Linked DNA regions of Homo sapiens: region 2 is linked to region 1. A link is an interaction called in ENCODE POLR2A ChIA-PET data of the cell type or tissue named here. Cell type or tissue: Caco-2. All regions are shown on one strand. Each heading gives the region's core, and the rest is flanking DNA. Links, peaks and the distances in the headings are about the cores only.

The links. ChIA-PET counts read pairs that join two places held together with the same protein. Peaks named below come from ENCODE experiments on the same cell type or tissue, not always from the same donor. Only the 100,000 strongest peaks of a DNase experiment are listed, where the experiment ranks them.
Region 2: POLR2A ChIA-PET joins it to region 1 with 6 read pairs; 4 of 35 experiments call an interaction of 5 or more read pairs at or near these places.

What each region holds. Positions count from the first base shown.
Region 1 is chr17:48,113,491-48,120,379 of GRCh38, reverse strand. It overlaps SNX11 (sorting nexin 11), which reads right to left. Exons shown (of 7, transcript NM_013323.3): 5 at 1,581-1,676; 6 at 1,194-1,406. Among named protein-coding and RNA genes, the nearest start is that of SNX11, 9.2 kb to the right of the region's middle. In Caco-2, for the core only: no CTCF peak of the experiment used is centred there; no DNase peak of the experiment used is centred there.
Region 2 is chr17:47,986,162-48,002,285 of GRCh38, reverse strand. No RefSeq gene overlaps it. Among named protein-coding and RNA genes, the nearest start is that of CDK5RAP3, 23 kb to the right of the region's middle. RefSeq lists an enhancer at 6,677-7,275. In Caco-2, for the core only: no CTCF peak of the experiment used is centred there; a DNase peak (open chromatin) is centred at 2,425.

The DNA of each region.
Region 1 (6,889 bases), core at 2,890-6,889:
AAAAACTTAGCTGGGTGTGGTGGCAGGTGCCTGTAATCCCAGCTACTAGGGAGGCTGAGGCAGAAGAGTTGCTTGAACCTGGGAGGCGGAGGTTGCAGTGAGCCGAGATCATGCCACTGCATTCCAGCCTGGGTAACAGAGCAAGACTCTGTCTCAAAAAAAAAAAAAAAAAAAAAAACAGATAAATGCAAGTGAATGGATAAACAAAATGTGGTATATAGCACCATATAAATGGACTGCTATTTAGCCATAAAAATGGGGGAAAAAAAGAGAAAAAAACAGTAATGAAGTAATGACACATGATAAAATACAAATGAACCTTGAAAACATTGTTAGATGAAAAAAGCCAGTTACAAAAGACCACAAATCATATGACTCCATTTGTGTAAATGTCCAAAATAGACAAATGCATAGACAGAGAAAGTAGACTAGTGGTTGCCAGGAGCTGGGGGGGAGGGAAGGACAGGGGAGTCACTACTCATGGGTACAGGGTTTCTTTCGGGGTGATGAAAATGTTCTAAAATTGACTGTGGTGGCTGACAGTTATACAACCCTGTGACTATATTAAAAACTACTGAACTGTATCTAAAAAGGTAAACTTTATGGCAGGTAAATTGTGTGTCAATAAAGCTATTAGGCCAGGCTTATGCCAATAATCCTAGCACTTTGGGAGGCAGAGGCAGGCGGATCACCTAAGGTCAGGTGTTTGAGACCAGCCTGGCCAACATGGCAAAATCCCGTCTCTACTAAAAATACAAAACTTAGCCAGGTGTGGTGGCACTTGCCTGTAATCCCAGCTACTCAGGAAGCTGAGGCAGGAGAATCGCTTGAACCCAGGAGGCAGAGGTTGCAGTGAGCCGAGATCACGCCACTGCACTCCAGCCTGGGTGAAAGAGTGAGCGTCCGTCTCCACACAAAAAAATAAATAAATAAAAAGGGAGGGAGGAGGAATAAAAAACCGAATAAATGAGAAAGCTTTCCCTTCTTTCTCCCCAGGTTTCAGTAGGAGCCCCTGCTACCCAGTGGTGGGTTAACACAGACCCACCTGGATAGAAAGCCACGCACCCAAAGAACAAGAAAGGTTGTGAAAGGCTACCAATGCTATGACATTACTTTCCCTAACAAATGGACACCTCTCTGGTCCAGGTTATAGCAAACCTAGCCCCTGCTATCTCAAAGAGTACTCCAGTTACCTCTTAGGCTGGTCTCCTTTAGCCAGGTGAGAAGAGCTCTGCCTCTCTTCCTGGGCCCAGCCACAGTTTGACATAGCATATCGAAGAATGGCATCAGACACAGTCATGGTACTTCGGCCCTGGACACAGGCTTCTATCTCAGGCACCGAGAGCTGGCTTTGCAGGAATAGGTGCAACTGGCTGTCTGACAGGAGAACCACACTCTGCAGGACCCTGGGAAAAACACAGGTAGCACAACACAGAGCATCACCCTGAGGAACTGCTCTCCATTCCCCATCCTCTTAAGAACTTCTGGCTACCTGAGCAGGGAGCTCCATCCTGCCTGGCACATTCCTCCACCCCTGCCTCCACCCTTGGTGGCCAGCACCAGCCGTTCTGTCCACTCACTTTTCAAGGAAGTGCTGCAGACCTTGTCGTCGCTTCTCAATGAACTCATCTGAGGTGCCGAAGAAGGTTGACTTCCCAGGAAGTTCAGGAACAGGCCTGTGCAGCCACATGATATAACACCCATGATAAGTGTAACATCTAAGATAGTCATTCCGGCCTCTGATCAAGGAAATCCCTTAAAAAGAGGTCTAATCAATACAAATAGCTTTTTTTTTTTTTTTTGAGATGGAGTCTCGCTCTGTCGCCCAGGCTGAAGTGCAGTGGTACAATCTCGGCTTACTGCAACGTCTGCCTCCCGGGTTCAAGCAGTTCTCTGCCTCAGCCTCCCGAGTAACTGGGATTACAGGTGCAGGCCACCACACCCAGCTAATTTTTTGTATTTTTAATAGAGACGGGGTTTCACCATGTTAGCCAGGATGGTCTTGATCTGACCTCGTGATCCCTGCCTGCCTCGGCCTCCCAAAGTGCTGGGATTACAGGCATGAGCCACCGTGCCTGGCCCCAATTAGCTTTTAATAAGGGGTGGTGCTAACATTGACTGCATGCCAAGTGTCAAGCCAGACTGTGCTAAATGTTTTATAAACATGATTTCATTTAGTCATCCCAAAACCCCGTGAGAAAGATATTAACTCACTTCAGATCAGAGAAGTTAAGTAAATGTCTCACTGTTACACAGCTAATAAGCAGCAAAGCTCATATCAGAACCAGATCTATGACTATAAAACCCATGCTGATACATTATTTTTGTCTGTTTGATTTTAGAGACAAGGTATTGCTTTCCAAGCTGCTCTCTCCAGGTTGCCCAGGCTGGAGTGCAGTAGCATAAACGTGAGCATAGCTCGCCGCAGCCTCAAATTCCTGGGATGAAGTAATCCTCCTGCATCAGCCTCCCAGAATAACTATGACTACCGGTACGTGCCACTGTGTGCACCTAATTTATTTATTTGTTTACTTATGTATCTGTAGAGACAGTATTGCTCTGTTGCCCAGGCTGGTCTCAAACTCCTGGCCTCAAGTGATCCTCCTTCCTTAACCTCCCAAAGCACTGGAATTACATGTGTGAGCCACCAAGCCGAGCCACACTATGTTGTTTATGAAACCCACTCCCAGCTTGGTGCCATGGTTCATGCCTGTAATCCTGGCACTTTGGGAGGCCGAGGTGGGCAGATCACTTGAGCTCAGGAGTTCAAGACCAGCTTGGGCGACATGGTGAAACCTCATCTCTCCTTTAAAAAAAAAAAACAGCCAGGCGCGGTGGCTCACGCCTGTAATCCCAGCACTTTGGGAGGCCGAGGTGGGTGGGGATCACGAGGTCAGAAAATCGAGACCATCCTGGCTAACACGGTGAAACCCCATCTCAACTAAAAAATAGAAAAAACTAGCCGGGCGTGGTGGCGGGCGCCTGTAGTCCCAACTACTCGGGAGGCTGAGGCAGGAGAATGGCGTGAACCTGGGAGGCGGAGCTTGCAGTGAGCTGAGATTGTACCCTTGCACTCCAGCCTGGGCAACAAGAGTGAAACTCTGTCTCAAAAAAAAAAAAATTAAATAAATAAATAAATAAAAATAAAAATACATAATTAGCCAGGCGTGGTGGCACATGCCTGTAATCCCCAGCTACTCGGGAGGCTGAGGCAGGGGAATCACTTAAACCTGGGAGGCGGAGGTTGTGGTGAGCTGAGATCAAGCCATTGCACTCCAGCCTGGGCAACAAGAGCGAAACTCCATCTCAAAAAAAAACAAAAAAGAGAAAAGAAAAGAAAATTAGTAGGGCATGGTGGTGCACCCCTGTAATCCCAGCTACTCAGGAGGCTGAGGAAGGAGAATCACTTGAACCTGTGAGGTGGAGGTTGCAGTGAGCCGAGATCGTGCCACTGCAAACACTCCAGCCTGCAGGATGAGACAGGAGCAAGACTCCATCTCAAAAAAAAAAAAAAGGCCGGGCGCAGTGGCTCACACCTGTAATAGCAGCACTTTGGGAGGACAAGGCACGTAGATCATGAGGTCAGGAGTTGGAGACCAGCCTGACCAAAATGGTGAAACCCCGACTCTACTAAAAATACAAAAATTAGCCAGCCGTGGTGGTGTACACCTGTAATCCCAACTGCTCAGGAGGCTGAGGCAGAAGAATCCCTTGAACCTGGGAGTTGCAGTGAGCCGAGATTGCACCACTACACTCTAGCCTGGGTGACAGAGCGAGACTCCGCCTCAGAAAAAAAAAAAAAAAGGAAAAAAGAAATCCACACCCACCATCAACTATTATTTTTAAAAAGGAAGAAACTGGAGTGGGACGCAGTGGCTCACAACTGTAATCCCAACAACTTGGGAGACTGAGGTAGGAGGATCACTTGAGGCCAAGGAGTTTGAGAGACCAGCCTGGGCAACAAAGTGAGACCTTTCTCTACAAAAAATACAAAAATTAGCTGAGCATGGTGGCACATACCTGTAGTCCCAGCTACTTGGGAGGCTGAAGTGGGAGAATCCCTTGACCCCAGGCGTTTGAGGCTGCTGAGGCTCACATTTTTTTGTAGTTGTTGTTGTTGTTTTTGAGACAGTCTCGCTCTGTCACCAGGCTGGAGTGCAGTGGCACAATCTCAGCTCACTGCAACCTCTGCCTCCCAGGTTCAAGCAATTCTCTGCCTCAGCCTCCTGAGTAGCTGGGATTACAGGCACCTGCCACCACACCCGGCTAGTTTTTTGTATTTTTAGTAGAGATGGGGTTTCACCATCTTGGCCAGGCTGGTCTTGAACTCCTGACCTCATGATCCACCTGCCTCAGCCTCCCAAAGTGCTGGGCGTGAGCCACCGCGACCGGCAGAGGCTCACTTAGCTAAGCTCTGTCTCAAAAAAAAAAAAAAAGAAAGAAAAAGAAAAACAAAACAAAAAAAAAACAGGCCAGGCTGGAGGATATAGGATTTGTCAGGGGAACGGAGTTTCACCTGGTTTATTAGGGCCTGCCCCAGGACAACAGCCTCATCAGTTCCACATGTTAACTAACTGACTTGGTCACTCAACAGGCCACCTATCACCACTGAGTATTCAGTGACCATCCTACAGCAAAATCACTGTTGTAATTCTCTCCACTTTCAGGACTTATTTGGCAGGTGGGTGTGAGGAGTAAATAATAACTGCCTTCCCTAGGCTCTCATATGTCTCTGGAAAAGGACCTCTGTATTAAAAGAGAAAAAAAAATCATTATTTTTACATGTGAAGTGGATGGAAACACTAGCTGTCAAATAAGTCCAGGTGCTTAAAATTTTCTGATAAGCAGATTTAAACTGTTTAAAATGTTAGCTGTATATTTGTTGAGCTCTAGACATATATGCATATAAAGAAAGAAAAATATTTTTGATGTTAGTATGGCTTTGTTAGGTAAAAATACTCGAAATTAGATTCTACTTTTTTCACTGACTTGAAAATATGATTTAAGAACATATATCTGGCCGGGTGCGGTGGCTCACGCCTGTAATCCCAGCACTTTGGGAGGCCGAGGCAGGCGGATTGCCTGAGGTTGGGAGTTCGAGACCAGCCTGGCTAGCATGGTAAAACCCTGTCACTACTAAAAACACAAAAATTAGCTGGGCGTGGGGGTAGGGACCTGTAATCCCAGCTACTCGGGAAGCTGAGGCAGGAGAATCGCTTGAACCCAGGAGGCTGAGGTAGCAGTGAGCCGAGATCACACCATTGTACTCCAGCCTGGGCAACAGAGTGAGACTCCGTCTCAAAAAAAAAAAAAAAGAAAAAAGGCGGAGCATGGTGGCTCACGTCTGTAATCCCAGCACTTTGGAAGGCCAAGGCAGGTGGATCATGAGGTCAGTTTAAGACCAGCCTGCCCAGGCTGGGCGCAGTGGCTCACACCTGTAATCCTAGCACTTTGGGAGGTGGAGATGGGTGGATTGCCTGAGCTCAGGAGTTCGACACCAGCCTGGGCAACGTGGTAAAACCTCATCTCTACTAAAATACAAAATAGTCAGCCAGGCGTGGTGGCAGGCGCCTGTAATCCCAGCTACTCGGAAGGCTGAGGCACAAAAATTGCTTGAGCCTGGGAGGTGGAGGGTGTCACTGCACTCCAGCCTGGGCAACAAAGTGAAACTCTGTCTCAAAAAAAAAAAAAAAAAGCAAAAAAAACCCAGCCTGGCCAAGATGGTAAAACCCCACCTCCACTAAAAATACAAAACATTAGCTGGGCATGGTGGTAACCCCCTGTAATTCCAGCTACTCGGGAGGCTGAGGCAGAGAACTGCTTGAACCCGGGAGGCGGAGGTTGCAGTAAGCCGAGATTGTACCACTGCACTCCAGCCTGGGCGACAGAGCGAGACTCCATCTCAAAAAAAAAAAAAAAAAAGAAGGCCTGGGCATGGTGCCTCACGCCTATAATCCTAGCAACTTTGGGAGGCTAAGGCAGGCAGATCACCTGAGGTTAGGAGTTCGAGACCAGCCTGACCAACATGGAGAAACCCCATCTCTACTAAAAATACAAAATTAGCCAGGAGTGGTGGCGCATGCCTGTAATCCCAGCTACTCAGGAGGCTGAGGCAGGAGAACCTCTTGAACCCGGGAGGTGGAGGTTGCGGTGAGCCGAGATCGCACCCAGGCAACAAGAGCAAAACTCAGTCTCAAAAAAAAAAAAAAAAGAACATATTTCCCAGCCAGGAGTGGTGGCTCACGCCTGTAATCCCAGCACTTTGGGAGGCCGAGACAGGTGGATCACTTGAGTCCAGGAATTTGAGACCAGCCTGGCCAACATGGACAAACCCCACCTCTACTAAAAATACAAAAATTAGGCAGGCATAGTGGTGGGCACCTGTAATCCCAGCTACTTGGGAGGCTGAGGCAGAGAGAATTGCTTCAACCTGGGAGGTGGAGGTTGCAGTGAGATGAGATCATGCCACTGCACTCCAGCCTGGGCAACAGAGCAAGACTCCATCTCAAAAAAAAAAAAAACATTATTTCCCAGCCGGGCCTGGTGGCTCACACCTGTAATCCCAACAATTTGGAAGGCCAAGGCAGGAGGACTGCTTGAGCCCAGGAGTTCAAGACCACCCTAGTAACATAGGGAGACCTCCATCTCTACAAAAATATTTTCCAAATTAGGCAAGTGTGGTGGCATGCACCTGTAGTCCCAGCCACTTGGGAAGCTGAGGTGGGAGGATTGCTAGAACCCAGGAGGTTGAGGCTGCAGTGAGCCATGATTGCACCACTGCACTCCAGCCTCTGTAACAAAGCAAGACCCTACATCAAAAAAAAAAAAAAACCCAAAAAACAAAAAAAGAAACAACATATTTCCCAATTTCCTTAGTGCCTGGTATGTT
Region 2 (16,124 bases), core at 229-4,228, 120 kb after region 1:
CTCAGCCTCCTGAGTAGCTGGGATTACAGGCACACGCCACCACACCCAGCTATTTATTTTATTTTATTTTATTTTATTGTAGAGATGGGGTTTTGCTATGTTGCCTAGGTTGGTCTCAAATCCCTGGGCTCAAGGGATCCGCCTGCCTCGGCCTCCCAAAATGCTGGGATTACAGGCATGAGCCACCATACCCGACCCTTCATTTCTTCAGGAGGCTTTGCCCCACCCCATCTTACCATCCCAACATCTGCCCTAGCCTGACATCCTGACATGCTATTTTTTTTATTATTATTTTTTAGAGATGAGGGTCTCGCTGTGTCGCCCAGGCTGGAGTGCAGTGGTGCAATCAAGGCTCACTGAAGCACCGTGACCTCCTCCCAGGCTCAAGCAATCCTCCCACCTCAGCCTCTCAAGTAGCTGGGACCACAGGCATGTGTTACCATACCCGGCTAATTTTTTAATTTTTTGTAGAGACAGGGTCTCACTATGTTGCCCAGGCTGGTCTCAAACTCCTGACTTCAAGCGATCCTCCTGCCTTGGCTTCCCAAAGTGTTGAGATTATAGGCATGAGCCACCATTGCAAATTTAACTGTCTGACTCCCTTAAAAGGCTATAAGATGCAAAAGCCAAGGATAGTGTCCATTTTGCTCATCTCCCCAACAGCTACTAAAGGACCTGGTGAGTAGGAGGTGCTGAATTAATTTTTATTGAATGAAGAAATAAACCCAGAACATTCAGGGTGAAGAAAGCAAACTCTGAAATCATCAGTGAAGTTATTATGCAGATGAGAGGCCTAGAAATGCAGCCAAGATTTAGGTTAGCTGTGGGAAAGAACTCTTTTTTTTTTTTTTTTTTTTTGGTCTTTCCCTATTTGCTAAGGGAAAATGAGGAAATCTCTTTTAGAAACAGAAAGAAGACAAAGTCTTATGACTGGTCAGCTGGTGGTAGCCTTCACCCTCTGCTGTGGGAGGTCAGGAGAGGGAGTGTGCTGGTTCCCAAACACCAGACCCCTCCCCAACGGGAGATTTTTAATAATCAGTATGTCTAGAGGCAGGGTAAGAAATTGTACTTTTTATTTTATTTTTTAAAATTATTTATTTATTTATGTATTTATTTTTTGAGACGGAGTCTCGCTCTGTCGCCCAGGCTGGGGTGCAGTGGCGCGATCTCAGCTCACTGCAGCCTCCACCTCCTGGTTTCACGCCATTATCCTGCCTCAGCCTCCCAGGTAGCTGGGACCACAGGCGTCCGCCACCACGCCCAGCTAATTTTTTGTATTTTTAGTAGAGATGGGGTTTCACCGTGTCAGCCAGGATGGTCTCGATCTCCTGACTTCATGATCTGCCCGCCTTGGCCTCCCAAAGTGCTGGGATTACAGGCGTAAGCCACCACGCCCAGCCTATTTTTATTTATTTATTTATTTTTTGAGACGGAGTCTCGCTCTGTCACCCAGGTTGGAGTGCAGTGGTGCAATCTTGGCTCACTGGGTTCACGCCATTCTTCTGCCTCAGCCTCCTGAGTAGCTGGGACTGCAGGCGCCCACCACCTTGCCCGCCTAATTTTTTTGTATTTTTAGTAGAGACGGGGTTTCACCGTGTTAGCCAGGATGGTCTCAATCTCCTGACCTCATGATCCACCTGCCTCGGCCTCCCAAAGTGCTGGGATTACAGGCGTGAGCCACCGCGCCTGGCCTAGAAATTGTACTTTTTAAATTGTCCCAGGTAATGACAATTCTGATGATTGGCAGATAGAAATCACTAGATTAAATGCCAGGTTTCTTTCAGTTACAAACATTTGTTTCTCCTCTCCTTTTCTTTTGCTTGCTGGCATTTTTTCCCACCAGCTAGAAGATATCAGCCCAGCTGATTCTACTAGGCTTGAAAGATAGCAAGCTTGGGAATATTGAAATCTTCACAGAACCTTGGCAAAAATAGCAGCGAAACATGCTTGCGGGGTGGGCCCTTCCACTACATGCAGAATGAGAGCTCCATGTTCACCCCTACCGTCCCCATCATAAAGACCAGACTGAAATACGATTTTAAGCCTGGTTCAGTAGCCCCATTCTACAAAACGGTACTGAAATACAAAAAATGTCATGGTCAGGAACTGCTGGAGCTATGGCTTGAGCCCTGCATTTGAACACTGGCCTCCACTTCCTGGCTAGCATCCTCCCCACCACATAAATTGATGAAGCTTATTTGGCTCCAGCTCTCCCTGGATTCATTCATTCATTCAGCATTCATTCTCCTGCAGTATCTGAATGGATTCAAATGTCACTTCATTTACCTTCACCCTGCAGGGCAGAGGCACAGTTGTGGGGAGGTGGGTGACATTCCCTCCCCTAAAGCCATCCTCCTGCCACCCACTGAGAGATCCGCTAGTGAGAGACTGCTCTGGAGGGTGCCACTACCTGCCGAGGCCACCAGAAGGCCTTGGGACCTGCAGGGTTAAGCAACTCCAGAGGTGCTTCCTGGATCATCAAAGTTGACTTGCCCACACAGACAAGGCTCGATTAGCTAAATACAGTCATAAAACCTAAGCCTCATCATTGTTCGTCATTCTTCCTCCTGCATCACCTCTTGTGGCCTGTTACTTAGACTCACAGGATTGAGAGCTGGCACAAATCTCAGACTTCAAGTCCTGGGTTTTGGCAAAGCTTGATGTGTGTGAGGGGAGTGGGGAACCCTTGTTTCAACCAACCAAAGCAGTTCTGTTTATGTGTGTTTTTTTGTTTTGTTGTTTTGTTTTGTTTTGTTTTGTTTTTCAGACAGAGTCTCACACTGTCGCCCGGACTAGAGTGCAATGGCATGATCTCCGCTCACTGCCACCTCTGCCTCCTGGGTTCAAGCGATTCTCCTGTCTCAGCCTCCTGAGTAGCTGGGATTACAGGCATGCGCCACCATGCCCGGCTAATTTTTGTATTTTTAGTAGAGATGGGGTTTCACCATGTTGGCCAGGCTAGTCTCGAGCTGCTGACCTCAGGGGATTCGCCCACCTCGGTTTCCCAAAGGCATGAGCCACTGTGACCAGCCTGTTTATGTGTTTTTATATAACATGTTAGAGTTCTGGCCAGTGTCGTGCTGCTAAAAGTTTACTGGCTGGCTCTCACTTGGAGTGCTGAAGCCCTGATTTGTAGCCTTTGCTTATTTCTGTGGTGTAAATATTTCCACAAAAGCCCATTTCAAGCCACCAACTGGAAATCCCAGTGCAAAGTTGGGAAATGCACATAATTGGCTTTTAGGATCCAGTGCAAGCCAGCTTCAGCATGGCACTGGTTCTGGTCTTTTTTTTTTTTTTTTTTTAAGACAAAGTCTTGCTCTGTCACCCAGGCTGGAGGGCAGTGGCGTGATCTCAGTTCACTGCAACCTCTGCCTCCCGAACTCAAGCCATCCTTCTGCCTCAGCCTCCCGAGTAACTGGGACTACAGGCATACAACACCATGCCCAGCTAATTTTTGTATTTTTAGTACAGACAACGTTTCACCATGTTGCCCAGGCTAGTGTTGAACTCCTGAGCTCAAGTGATCCTCCAACCTCAGCCTCCCAAAGTGCTGGGGTTACTGGCATGAGCCACCGTTGCCCAGCCTGGTCCTTCTTTTTAAAAAGAAGTGTGGGCCAGGCATGGTGGCTCACACCTGTAATCTCAGCATTTTGGGAGGCTGAGGCAGGTGGATCACCTGAGGTCAGGAGTTTGAGACCAGGCTGGCCAACATGGTGAAACCCCGTCTCTACTAAAAATACATTTAAAAAATTAGCCAGGTGTGGTGGTGGGTGCCTGTAATCCCAGCTACTTGGGAGGCTGAGGCAGGAAAATGGCTTGAACCTGGGAGGCGGAGGTTGCAGTAAGCCGAGATTGCGCTACTGCACTCCAGCCTGGGCGATGGAGCAAGACTGTCTCAAAAAAAAAAAAAAAGTGTGAAGACTTTTCTATTACTACCTTTTAAAGATGAGGCAGCTGAGACCTAGAAAGATTAATTGTTGCTGAGAGCCACACAGCTTACTAGGACCAGATTCAAAAGTCCCTGATCCCCGAACCACCAGATGCCACACTCCACAATCCAACTCAGCTGGACTGTCATAGGCAGGGAGGAGAGGAGACAGGCATCACCACAGCAGCACCCAGGCAGGAGCGCAGGGGGCAATCGACAGTGGCCAATGTCAAAATAAGTGGCCAAAGGGTCTCGCAGCCAACCTTTGCTGGGCAAAACCAAACCAAACCCAAACAAACCCCTCAAACTTGAAGAGTCCTATTTTGACCCAACCCTGTTCATGTCCTCAGGGAGTAAATTATTTCCCATTCTGACTTGGATGAAACAAGAAGCATCCTCACCCCTCTTCCCCCAAGTCTCTCTCCCAAACCTACGAAAAGTCCTTGGGCAATGCACTGTATGTGGGTTGAGGGGGTGGGGGAGGAAGTGGGAAAGAATAACCCCTTTTAGACAAGTCCAGGAATAATTATTTCAGCAGCTGTTGTATTTTCTTCCCGGGTAAGGAGCAAGAAGGAAGCGTGGTGCAGTGCTGAGCGGAGGCCTGGGTCTTCAAGAGCCCTGGATTCTCGCTCTGGCTCTTCTACTTATTTGGGTGGATCTCTTCCGCTCTCTGGACATCAACTTCCCTATCTGTACAATGAAAGTCTAGAACTTTCCAGCATCTTATTTATTTATTTATTGAGACAGAGTTTCGCTCTTGTTGCTCAGGCTGGAGTGCAATGGCACAATCTTGGCTCACTGCAACCTCCCCTTCCTGGGTTCAAGCCATTCTCCTGCCTCAGCCTTCCGAGTAGCTGGAATTACAGGAGCCCGCTACCAAGCCCGGCTAATTTTTTGTATTTTTAGTAGAGATAGGGTTTCACTATGTTCGCCAGGCTGGTCTTGAACTCCTGACCTCAGGCAATCCACCCGCCTCGGCCTCCCAAAGTGTTGGGATTACAGGCTTGAGCCACCGTGCCCGGCCCAGCATCTCTTTCTTTTAAAATGCCATGAATTGCCGGGCGCAGTGGCTCATGCCTGTAATCCCAGTACTTTGGGAGGCCGAGGTGGGCGGATCATGAGGTCAGGAGATCGAGACCATCCTGGCTAACATGGTGAAACCCTGTCTCTACTAAAAAAAAATACAAAAAATGAGCCGGGCATGGTGGCAGGTGCCTGTAGTCCCAGCTACTCTGGAGGCTGAGGCAGGAGAATGGCATGAACCCGGGAGGCAGAGCTTGCAGTGAGCCGAGATCGCGCCACTGCACTCCAGCCTGGGTGACAGTGTGAGACTCCATCTCAAAAATAAATAAATAAATAAATAAATAAATAAATTAAATAAAATGCCATGAATCACCGTGGGGGGAAATGGTAGGGAGACCACCCAGTAACGCAATAATGGTTCTCCCCCAACCCTTGCATCCCACTCTTTCACCAGCTTCAACAAAGGCCCTTTCCTTGCACCTCTGAAGATGCTCCTCACTCCATAGACACCCCACAAAGGCCCCCTCCCTCCAGTTTCTCTGACATCTCCCAGGGCTGACTGGGGCTGCCCCAGCCTGGTATCTGGTCTCCTGTGTCCTAGTCATTCCTTGTGTCCGTGTTTCTTCCTTAGGAGCTGGGGTCACCGTGCCAAAGAGGAGGAATGAGAAGTGGGGGTCATCTGTTTTCCATAGCCTCTGCCCATCTACCGAGTCTGGTTTGCCAGAAGAGGGGAAGGAGGATAGGGGTGGGTGGTAAAAGAACCCTGTGACCCGTCCCCCAAACCTGTCCTGCAGCTTCTCACCCGACTGTCTTCTCCTCCAGAAGGAAAATGGGTCACGCTCCACAAGAGCCTGTTATCGCCAACCTGGCCCTGCTGCTGCCTGATAGAGCCCAGCCCTCCCCCGCCAGATCTCATTAAGGGGTCGCTGCTTATGCTTCCCAGCCGCCCCCCATCCATCTTTGGCCATGGATGACAGACTGGGCCTGGAGGCTGATGTCCGGCAGGTGACAGGGTTAATGGCAGAAGAGGGCAGAGGGCAGAGGCCAGCCAACTCACAGTGGCGGGAGGGCAGTCTGGGAGGCCCTGGGTCCACTCCAGTTGGGCAGCCTCACAAATTACAGCACCTGGGGGAGGGATGAGCCCCAGACCCCTCCATCCCCAGGGAAGCAAGGTGGGCAGTATCAGCCACCTTGGGAGCAGATGGTGGGAGGAGAGAATGTTAGCCTGGGAAGAAGAGGAATAAAGACACTTAGAAGGGGAAGGAGAGCTGAAAAGAAGAGGGAGAAATTTCTATATTTGTAGGCTCAGTGAAAACATTGCTTCTTGGATGCCTGGATGCTCTTTGGCAAGAAACACACATTTTGCAGACATGTATGAAGTCAGGTGAGTGTTTTGAAGATGGGTGCCCAGGACCCATTCTGTTTTCCCTCCCAGTTGCCTAGTTCAGCACCTGGCACAGTAGTTAGGAGTAAGGTTCCAGAGTCAAATAATATGAGTCCAAGTCCTTTTCAGGTCCTTTCTGTGGGACACAGGTAAATTACTTAACCTCTCTGAGCTTGATGTTCTCCATGTGTGCAATGTAGCTTTGGTATTACGCAGCTTCTGTGAGGAGAAATGACGCGGCACATGGGAAACACAGCACCTGGTCCTGGGCTGTGCTAGGATTAGCTCCTCTTGGAAGTAGCGGGCTCATTGCTTTAATTACTGCAATCACCTTTGCTGCCTCTCTCCCATCCCCAAGCTTTTCCCAAGCCGTCTGCCTGGGACCTCCCTCGTTTGACCTCATACATGCCTGTGATCACCTCCCGGCCTGCTCGGCTCACTCCCAGGGAGCCACTGAATGCTGCTTTGGGGGCAGCCGCCCCCATCATGGCTCCCAGAGGGGAGGCCCCATGGTGACAAGGGTTAGTCCCTCTGGGCCTTTGAAGCCCAGGGAGGGAAGGGGGAGGGGCTGCCCTGTGCTCCTGACCTGGGGGATGAGGCTCACCCCGCCACCATGGGAGGAGAGCTGAGAAACAATGGGCAGTGGAAGCCCGGCTCCCACGCCGGCCAGCTGGCAGTCAGGAGAGGGGGTGGGGTAAGGGTGGGAGTGTCCCCTCCTCAGAGCAAGCAGAAAGCTTCAAGAGGCTGGGTCTCCCCAAAGGGACCCTGAATGTCAAAGGTATCCTATGGAGACAAGGAGAGAAATTTTTGCAATGTGGCTTCCTGGACAGAGGTTGTCCAGAGGCCCCAAAGATGGGGTGCAGAGAATGCCCCCAGTTCCAGGGACCCCCTCAAGTACACCCCGATCTCAGGGTGGGCAAAGAAGCCAACTAGCACTACTCTGCCCTCCTTCCCAAGCCTGGATGGAGATCCCCCGCTCTGGGGGTGCTGATCGCCTCCATTAGGTCCTCAATCTTGCAAGGATAATGCATGGCCCAGGCTGGGCTGGGGGAGGAGGCCCCTCTAGCAGAGAAGCCAGGAGGCAGGATGCAGCGGTGCCTGAGCAGAATACCAAGCAGCCACCTGGTTGCCCTGGGCCTCAGGCTGCCTCTGGTGCCAGCAAATCTGGGCAAGGTGGGGGTCTGTCCCCTGGCCACCTCTATGCCTTTATGCCTAGCTCTACCAACTCCCTACTGTGGCTGAACTCAGTGAGGCTTCTCCGTGTGGTGTCAGGGTCCTGGGTAGCCTGAAACAGCCATGTCCACCCCACTCAACTAGACCAGAGCCCTGCTCATCTCAAAGTACCTGAGGATGACCCGGTAAGATGAGAATTAACTACACCTCTGATGGAGGTAGGAAGTCACAGAACACGAGAACATTCTCCCCTTTCCTTGTCTATCCACAGTTGTCAAAGGAAATAAAGCTTTCTTCTGGAGTGAATGTTGGAATGGTGTGGCCTGCTTGTCACTCATTCAGTCCCCTTTGGGATGTTGCTGCTGCCTTTTGCAGCTTGCTCTTGTTGTCCATGCCTCTAATCTTAGTGTATCAGACTCCAGCCTCCCTCGCCTTCCGTTGGGAAAGCCTTGTAGCCACCTCATATGATACTGCTTACAGGTGATGGAGCCCCTTCACTTGGATAGGCTCATCTGACTCTCTCCATCCTGCCAGGTGGGATGGACAGCTGTTACTTCCCAGGAAGGCAGTGTAGCCTAGTAGTTAGGGGCTTGGGCCCTGCAGTCAGGCACATCCAGGCTGTCAACAAGCGTCCCTGCTTACCAGCTGGGCAAGTTTCTTAATTTCTCAGAGTCTGAGTTTCCTTATCTACTACATGGGGATTAAATCAGTCTCCACACACGGTGGTTATGGGACTGCATTAAATAAGATCTTGCTAACGATGCCTGGCACATTGTAAGTGTTTAAAAACAGCAAAGGGAAAAGGAATTTCTTAAAATTTCTGTTTTAGACGGGCAAGGTGGCTCACACCTGTAATCCCAGCACTTTGGGAGGCCGAGGCAGGCATATTGCTTGAGTCCAGGAGTTTGAGACCAACCTGGGCAACATGGCAAAACCCTGTCTCTACTAAAAATACAAAAAATTAGCTGGGTGTGATGGCCCGCACCTGTAGTCCCAGCTACTCAGGAGGCTGAGGTGGGAGGATCCCTTTAGACCAGGAGGCAGAGGTTGCAGTGAGCTGAGCTAACACCACTGCACTCCAGCCTGGGCAACAGAACAAGACCCTGTCTCAAAAAAAAATAAAATATAAAATAAGATTCCTATTTATTTGAGGCAGATGAGAGGTTGAGCTAGATCCCAGAGCTAGTGATTGTTTTGAATTGAGGTCTCCTGACCTCAGTCCAAAGCTTTCCTCATCACACCTTACAGACGCCTTTCTTCCCCTCCTGCTCCATGTTTCAGCCTTGTCCCCCAAATTCTGCATGCTCTCAGATAGGGCAGCAGGTCCCCGCTCCAGCCTCTGAGTCCTCCCTGCATGTGGAGGGCTGCTTCTCTCCTCTCATCAGGACAGTGTGGAAACGTCTGCAGTCATGGGAACCACAATCAGGATTCAAGGCTTATAATTCAGCAGTGATCAGATGTAGGGGAGGTGCCGGGACAGTTATATTAATAACTGTGCCATTAAAAACAAGCAAGCGATGTTCTCATAAAGCATGGGTTGGTTGGGGTAGTTAGGTTTGTTTATTTATTTATATATTTCCCTTCAGGAGTGAACAGGGCCACACAGAGGGAGACCATTAAATTATCTCTTGAAATGATTCCAGTAATAAGTTGGGCAGGTTAGAAGAGCTGTCGGCAGCTCCCGCCAGACCTCCTTCGGCTTTTCAGAACTCGTATCTTTCACTTGGCCTTGTTTTATATGGGGCCAATTACTCCCTTCTGGGTTAGCTGTGTCCCTTGTTTAGAGGTGCTATTTACATGGACAAAATGAATTTTTTTTTCATCAGCCAACGAAGTCAGAGTGATCGTATATTATTTCTTGCTGGGAATCAGAACATGCTGTGTGACATGGAAAAGAGGGGGAACCTGTAGGGACAGGGGCTTTACATATTTGAAATAAGCAGTCTTCTGGAAAATCCACAGAGACCCAATAATAATAAATCAATAATAATAATAATAACATTTATATAGTGGGGGTGAAGGGCCAAGTTCCCTTTTGAGCACGTTTCATGTGTTAACATGTTTGATTTTCATAATAACCCTACATAGTCAATTCAGTTCCAGCCACTCTGACTTCCCAGCCTGGATTCTCATCCACTATACTGCCTTGACTATTCTTCTCTGGGGATGGTGGCTTCTCTATCTTTAAAGGTCTGAAATGGGGATGCCCTAGCCTCAATTAAGCGGGTGAATTTTTGAAGCCTAAGAACTCCTTCCTGCCTAATAGTGTCACAGCTGTGGGACCCTGAGTAACTACTAGGAGTCAAGCACTGTGCAAAGAAACATGTTATGTGCATTATCTCACTCGAGCCTTAACCTTGTGATGTTGACTCTGCAGATGAGCATATCAAGGCTCAGAAGTGTCTCAAGCCACATGGTAGCAAGCAAATACCAGATTCAAATCCAGGGCTGACTCTGCGGGCCCAGATGCCCTACAGAGTTCCTCCCATTTCCCATGCCAGGGTTTTATTTTTATTTATTTATCTCTTTTCGAGATGGAATTTTGATCTGTTGCCCAGGCTGGAGTGCAGTGGTGTGATCTCCGCTCACTGCAACCTCCACCTCCCAGGTTCAAGCAATTCACTTGCCCTAGCCTTCCAAGTAGCTGGGATTACAGGTGTATGCCGCCACATCTGGCTAATTTTTGTATTTTTAGTAGGGACAAGGTTTCACCATGCTGGCCAGGCTGGGCTTGAACTCCTGACCTCATGATCTGCCCGTGTCAGCCTTCCAAAGTGCTGGGATTACAGTCGTGAGCCACCACGCCCTGCCGGGATTTTATTATTCTAATACTCTGGACTCAGGTTTGACCAAGCCCCAGTGCAGGGTGTTTAACTCATTTCTAAGATGCCTGGATCCCCAAGGGTGAGGTCCTAGGCCAGGGGACCCAGCCTGAGATAGGCACAGACAGGGAGGCACAGGGAGTCATTTAATTTTACATTAAAAGAGAAGGTCCCCTCCTCCTCGCCCCTCCCCCTGTCCCCTGCCTGGGCTCCCTTCCAATCACTTCAGAGACCCCAGAGGGGGCTTGACCTCTGTCCTCGGGGGAGGTCAGCCGGGGTGACCCTGCCTGTGTGCAGGATCCCGTGAGAGAGGCCCAGCTGCAGGCCCCCGAGGGCTGGAAGTGCACCCCACCCGGAAACAGGCCGGGGTCACAGAGGGCGGCCCAGGCTGAAGGGGCTTCCCTGGCCCTTTGTGAGCCAAAGGGCAGGGGGAGATTCGTTCCACAGGCAGCCCCTGTGTCTCCAGAGAAAGGGGCTATTATGGTGCAACTAAAAATACAGGGCACAGCCCACCCCACCTCCCCTTTTATTGCCATGGAGATTGGGGGAGGTCTCTGGGAGGGATGAAGAGAGCAAAAGAGGGAGAGAGAGTGAAAGGCAGGTGGAAACAGGGAAGGAGCAGGGAGGGGGTGAAGTGAAAGGGGGAGGGGAAGCCGGCAGAGCTCCCGCCTGCCTTTCTCAACCAGAGGCGCTGGTGGGATCTCTCAGCTTCATCTCTCATTCTTTCCTTTCCACATCCTGCCTGCTGGGTCACAGACACTGCCTGGGGGCTACCGGGGCAAAGAAGGGTTTGCCCACTACCCTGCAGCTGGCCCTGTGACCTTTGACGGTGAGGGGTCCCACCATCTGGGATTAAATTGCAAGATGGCCACATGGAAGGCAGCTGGTGAACAGCTGCTAGGCCTCGTCCAGCCTCTGGACATACCAAGTACCCAAATCATTGACTCAGAGTCATCTGACCCAACCTCCCACTCTCAGCAGTGTCCCCACCAGATATTGATCCAATGTCAGCCTAAGGTCTTCAGTGATGTGACTTTCCCACCTGTGCCCTTGCAGGGCATTTTTGGTTGTCAGAAAGGGCTTCCTTATATCAGGTGGAAATCCATCTCCCTGTTACCTCCACAGGTGGGCTCTAGTTCTGCCCTCTGAGGCCACACAGTGGAATAAAGTAGGGATTTAATGTCATGGAAAGAAAACATAAAAGCCTGACCCTTCTTGGCATAAAATACTTGAAGAAAGCTGCTGAGAAGATAACTCAGTTGGGAAAAACACATAGTCTGTAGTTTTAAAATATCCAAAGCTAAGTGAAAGTCCTGGGGTGAAAAGTGATTCTGGACACTGGACACTGGTGGGCAAAAGACAGGACATCTTAAGATGCCAGGCTCCCTGGTGCTGCACTGCCCTGATGTCAACACAGAAGTTGATGGGGCCAGGCTCGGTGGCTCACGCCTGTAATCCCAGCACTTTGGGAGGCCGAGGCGGGTGGATCACCTGAGGTCAGGAGTTCAAGACCAGCTTGGCCAACATGGCAAAACCCCGTCTCTACTAAAAACACAAAAATTGGCCAGGCATGGTGGCACACGCATGTAATCCTAGCTACTTGGGAGGCTGAGGCAGGAGAATTGCTTGAACCTGGGAGGTGGAGGTTGCAGTGAGCCGAGATCGCGCCACTGAACTCCAGCCTGGGCGACAGAGCAAGACTGTCTAAATAAATAAATAAATAAAAGATTTAGAGATGATGACTGGGCTCCTCCAATTGGCAAGGTCATAAGTTCCAGCCTGCACTCTTGGGAGCCCACCTGCAAAGTGTCATGTCAGTTTCTGGCACCCAAAAGACCTTTTTTAGCAAGGTGGGTCAGTTACAAGGCTGCATGGAGCAAGAAGAATGGAAGTGGGAAAGAGGCAAACTCCATTGTGGAGGAAAATTCAGACTCTGATTACCTTTTTGTTCCTCCTCCCCCTCCTACCAGCTGGGGTGGCCTGGGAACCAGACTCCCTTAGGTAGGCATTCGGAACAGGTGTGGTTTAGGTGCATGAGGAGCCAGAGATAAGCTGAGAGTTGTGGTTGCATTTACCAAAGACTACATCCTGTGGTCAAGAACAGTTGTTTCAAAATACCAGGCATCCATGATATCAGAGAAGGCCATGATTCCTCCATCTACAGAGAGAAAAAGGAGGTAAGTCCATGGTCCCTATTTGAACAATGCCAAAGCCCAGGCTGTCAAGAAAGGCAGGCATACCTGCTGTTGCCTCTTCCCACTCAATGCTGGGGCTCCTGCCCAAATGCTGGTGTCCAGATTGTATTTATGACTGTTTTAAGAAAGAGTGACAGAGCCTTTTAATATCCCTGACAGCCCAGGATGTTTTAATAGATGGTGGAGCTGGGCTTCAAGAGTTAAGAAAAGAGAGCAGAGTTGTTGAGCGAGCTGTCAGGGCTAGTTTCTATGACAGACCTACTGATCGACTCCACGACAAAATAAAATACGGGGCCGTGTCTCTCCTCGGCCCTATCAGGTTGACAGACAGTCTGTCACCATTGTATGTCATCTTTCACCTCCTAATCGCTCAAGCTTAGGGGAAATCTGTGTTTAATGGGGAATCTCTGCAGGATTTCCTCCCAAACCTGCCTCCTGAACGGCAGGCCTCTATTTCAATCTCCCGGGGCTCCTGTGGGCGTTCTCCAATTTTCTGGATTTCACACAGAACTCTTCTAGCTACAGGGCCCTGCCTCCATTGTTGCTGTTTGTTAGAGGTGATTACAGGTCTCCTAGGATGGCTCAATATTCTGCAAAAACAGAATGGATAGTGATGATGGTGGTACAGCAATGTGAATGTCACTGAACTGTACGCTCAAAAAAGGTTAAAATGATACATTTTATTCTATGTATGTCTTACCTCAAAACCAAAACCAAAACCCACAGATGGATAAGGAATGAAGAGAGCTGCCTTGGCTCTTTGACCCCTTGTAGGGTGTGTGCTTGTAACCCGTATGGCCAGCGCAGGGCCATTCCCAGTGTCTCCCCTTCCAGAAGCACACTCAGCTCCCCCACCTCCTGCTTCCTCACCTCCCTGGTTAATACATCTCAAGGTCATTTTTGGAGTTGAACATCTGGAGGCTCCTTAAACACACTTTTCCAGCACCAGACTTGGGGCTGGTCTGACCAGCAACTCAGTTTGTGGCTAAAGCCACTTTAGCCACACCCTTGACATGTTTTGGCACTTGAGGTCTAAGAAATTCTCCCAGGGTTTTTGTGTGTGTGTGTATGTGTGTGTGGGGGGAGGGGAAGGATGGAAGCAAATTCAAGGGACCAGTGACTTTGCTTTTTTTTTTTTTTGTATTTTTAGTGGAGATGGGGTTTCAGCATGTTGGCCAGGCTGGCCTCAAACTCCTGACCTCAAGTGATCCACCCGCCTTGGCCTCCCAATGTGCTGGGATTACAGGTGTGAGCCACTGTGCCTGTCCTCCATGTTACTTTTTTTTTTTTTTTTTTTTTGATTCAGGGTCTCTGTCGCCCAGGCTGGAGTGCAGTGGTGTGATCTTGGCTCGCTGCAGCCTCTGCCTCCTGGACTCAGGTGACCCTCCCACCTCAGCCTCCACAGTAGCTGGGACTACAGGTGCAGGCCACCAAATCCGGCTAATTTTTTGTATCTCTTGTAGAGACGGGGTTTTGCTATGTTGTCCAGGTTGGTCTCGAACTCCTGGGCTCAAGCAGTCCACCTGCCTCAGCTTCCCAAAGTGCTGGGATTACAGGAATGAGCCACCATGCCCAACCTGACTTTGCTTTTTCTTGAATGACAGACAGAACTGTCTTCTGAAAGAACTAAGTTCTTCCTTCCCTGTGCTTTAAGATTAGTTGTGCTGGGTCTGCCCTCAGGCATTTGGGGTTCCCCTCCCTTCTACCAGGGTTAAGGGGCAGTGCGGATGCTCCTCGGTCCTGGTCCCCAGGTACAGATGCAACTACCTCCCTCCAACCTCACTGGCCCAGGGCTCTGCGTTCAAGTCCTCTGCCAGGAGAGAGTTAAGGGCTTGGGTTTAATTTGCCCGTTAATCACAGTTAAAAGAAGTAATGAGCGTCTCCCCAAAGCCTGGGTGTTTCTCTGCAGATTAAGCAGCAATTTGCATAGCCCCTTTATTCATTCCCACCTTCCCCTGTGGGGCGGCTTGTCCTTTCAGACACAGCCAAGCGCAGCCAGTGGCGGGAGCGGTTTGACAAATGGCTTTGCCATGCTCGTGGTTTGGGCGAGAGGGAGGGAGGGGAATGCTGGGAGGGAGAGAGCAGCTCCCGACAGTAATGGATAGCTGGGGCGTTAAGTAGTGCAGAACTTTTTATTAGATACACAGGAGAAGTTTAAATATTCAAACTGGTTTTCTTTGAAGCCTGGGGAATGAGAGGAGGGTGGCGGGCTGGCTAAGTAAGAGTTTACTCAGGGCCAATTTACTCAGAGAGGCCCTGGCAGTCACCAGGGAGGAAGGGCATCTGGAGGACACAGGCAGATCCGGGTCAGCTGGTGCCCCCGGGCTCTACACGCCTGCAGCAGCCTTGATGCCCTCCTGCTGGGCTCAGGCTCTGCCAGGCGGGACAGCTACCCTGGACGCAGCTCCTCGGGCCCGATTGCTCAGAGGGCAGAACGGCTTGCTCAAAGCCCAGCAGATGGTGGTATTCAGACAGGGAGGAGGCCCCAGCTTTGATAGCAAACCTAACTCTATGAAGCAATGATATCTCCAAAAGGATGGGACAATAGCCCTCTACTTTCCTCTCCAGAAATGTCCTCAACCAAACAGTGAAAGAGGAGAGATGAGGCCCAGAAATGATCCTCGGGGTAGGCAGGCACTCTGCCCAGGCTGGTCTCGAACTCCTGGGCTCAAGTGATCCTCCCGCCTCGGCCTCCAAAGTGCTGGGATTACAGGCGTAAGCCACCCCACCTGGCCATCAGTCCATTTAAAAAGCTGACTTAACCCCAATTTTCTTCCCAAACTTCTTGTGCTTCGTGAGACTCTTCCTTTGTGTTAACTTGTAAGCCACATGATCATAATATGTCAGAGGTCAAAGTCATTTTAGAGAGCATTAAGACAATTAAAGTTCAGAGAAGCTAACGTTTGATACTCCAAGAGAGACATAAATGTGGTCAAGACACCATTCCTGCCCGCAAGCAGCTCAGTGGGCAGGCACTTCAGGAAGGCATATAACACAATAAATAAGAGCTCCCCCCTCCTAAGGATATCTGCATGGGGCTGCAGGATGCTGCTGAGGGATGGAGTGACTAATTCTGCAGGGACAACTGGAGATGTCCACAGAGATGCATTTGGGCCTCATCTGAATCGGGGGTCAAGATGGTTTGGAGGGAGCCGAGTAAAGGATGGGGCCTCGAGGACACATGTGGATTTGATGTCTTGGGTGGGTAGCCCAGGCTGAAAAGGCTGGTGGGGTTCCAATTATGCAGGGCTTGGCGGCTGCTACTCTAGGAATTTGGGGCACTACAGAGCCTCAGAGTTTCTAAGCAGGGAAATGACTAGGGTGAAAAGGCCCAGGGTGGATTAGAAAGAGCAGCCAGCAGAGCCCAGGACACCACTGATGAAACTGTCAGGAAATAAAGAGAGATGCAGTGTGGGTGTGGACAATGGCTTTGATTTGGGACATGTTGGAATATGGGGCACCAGAACACGACTTTCTTTTTTCTTTTGAGACAAAGTCTTGCTCTGTCACCCAGGCTGGAGTGCAGTGACGAGATCTTGGCTCACTGCAACCTCCGCCTCTGGGTTCAAGCGATTCTCCTGCCGAGTAGCTGGGACTAC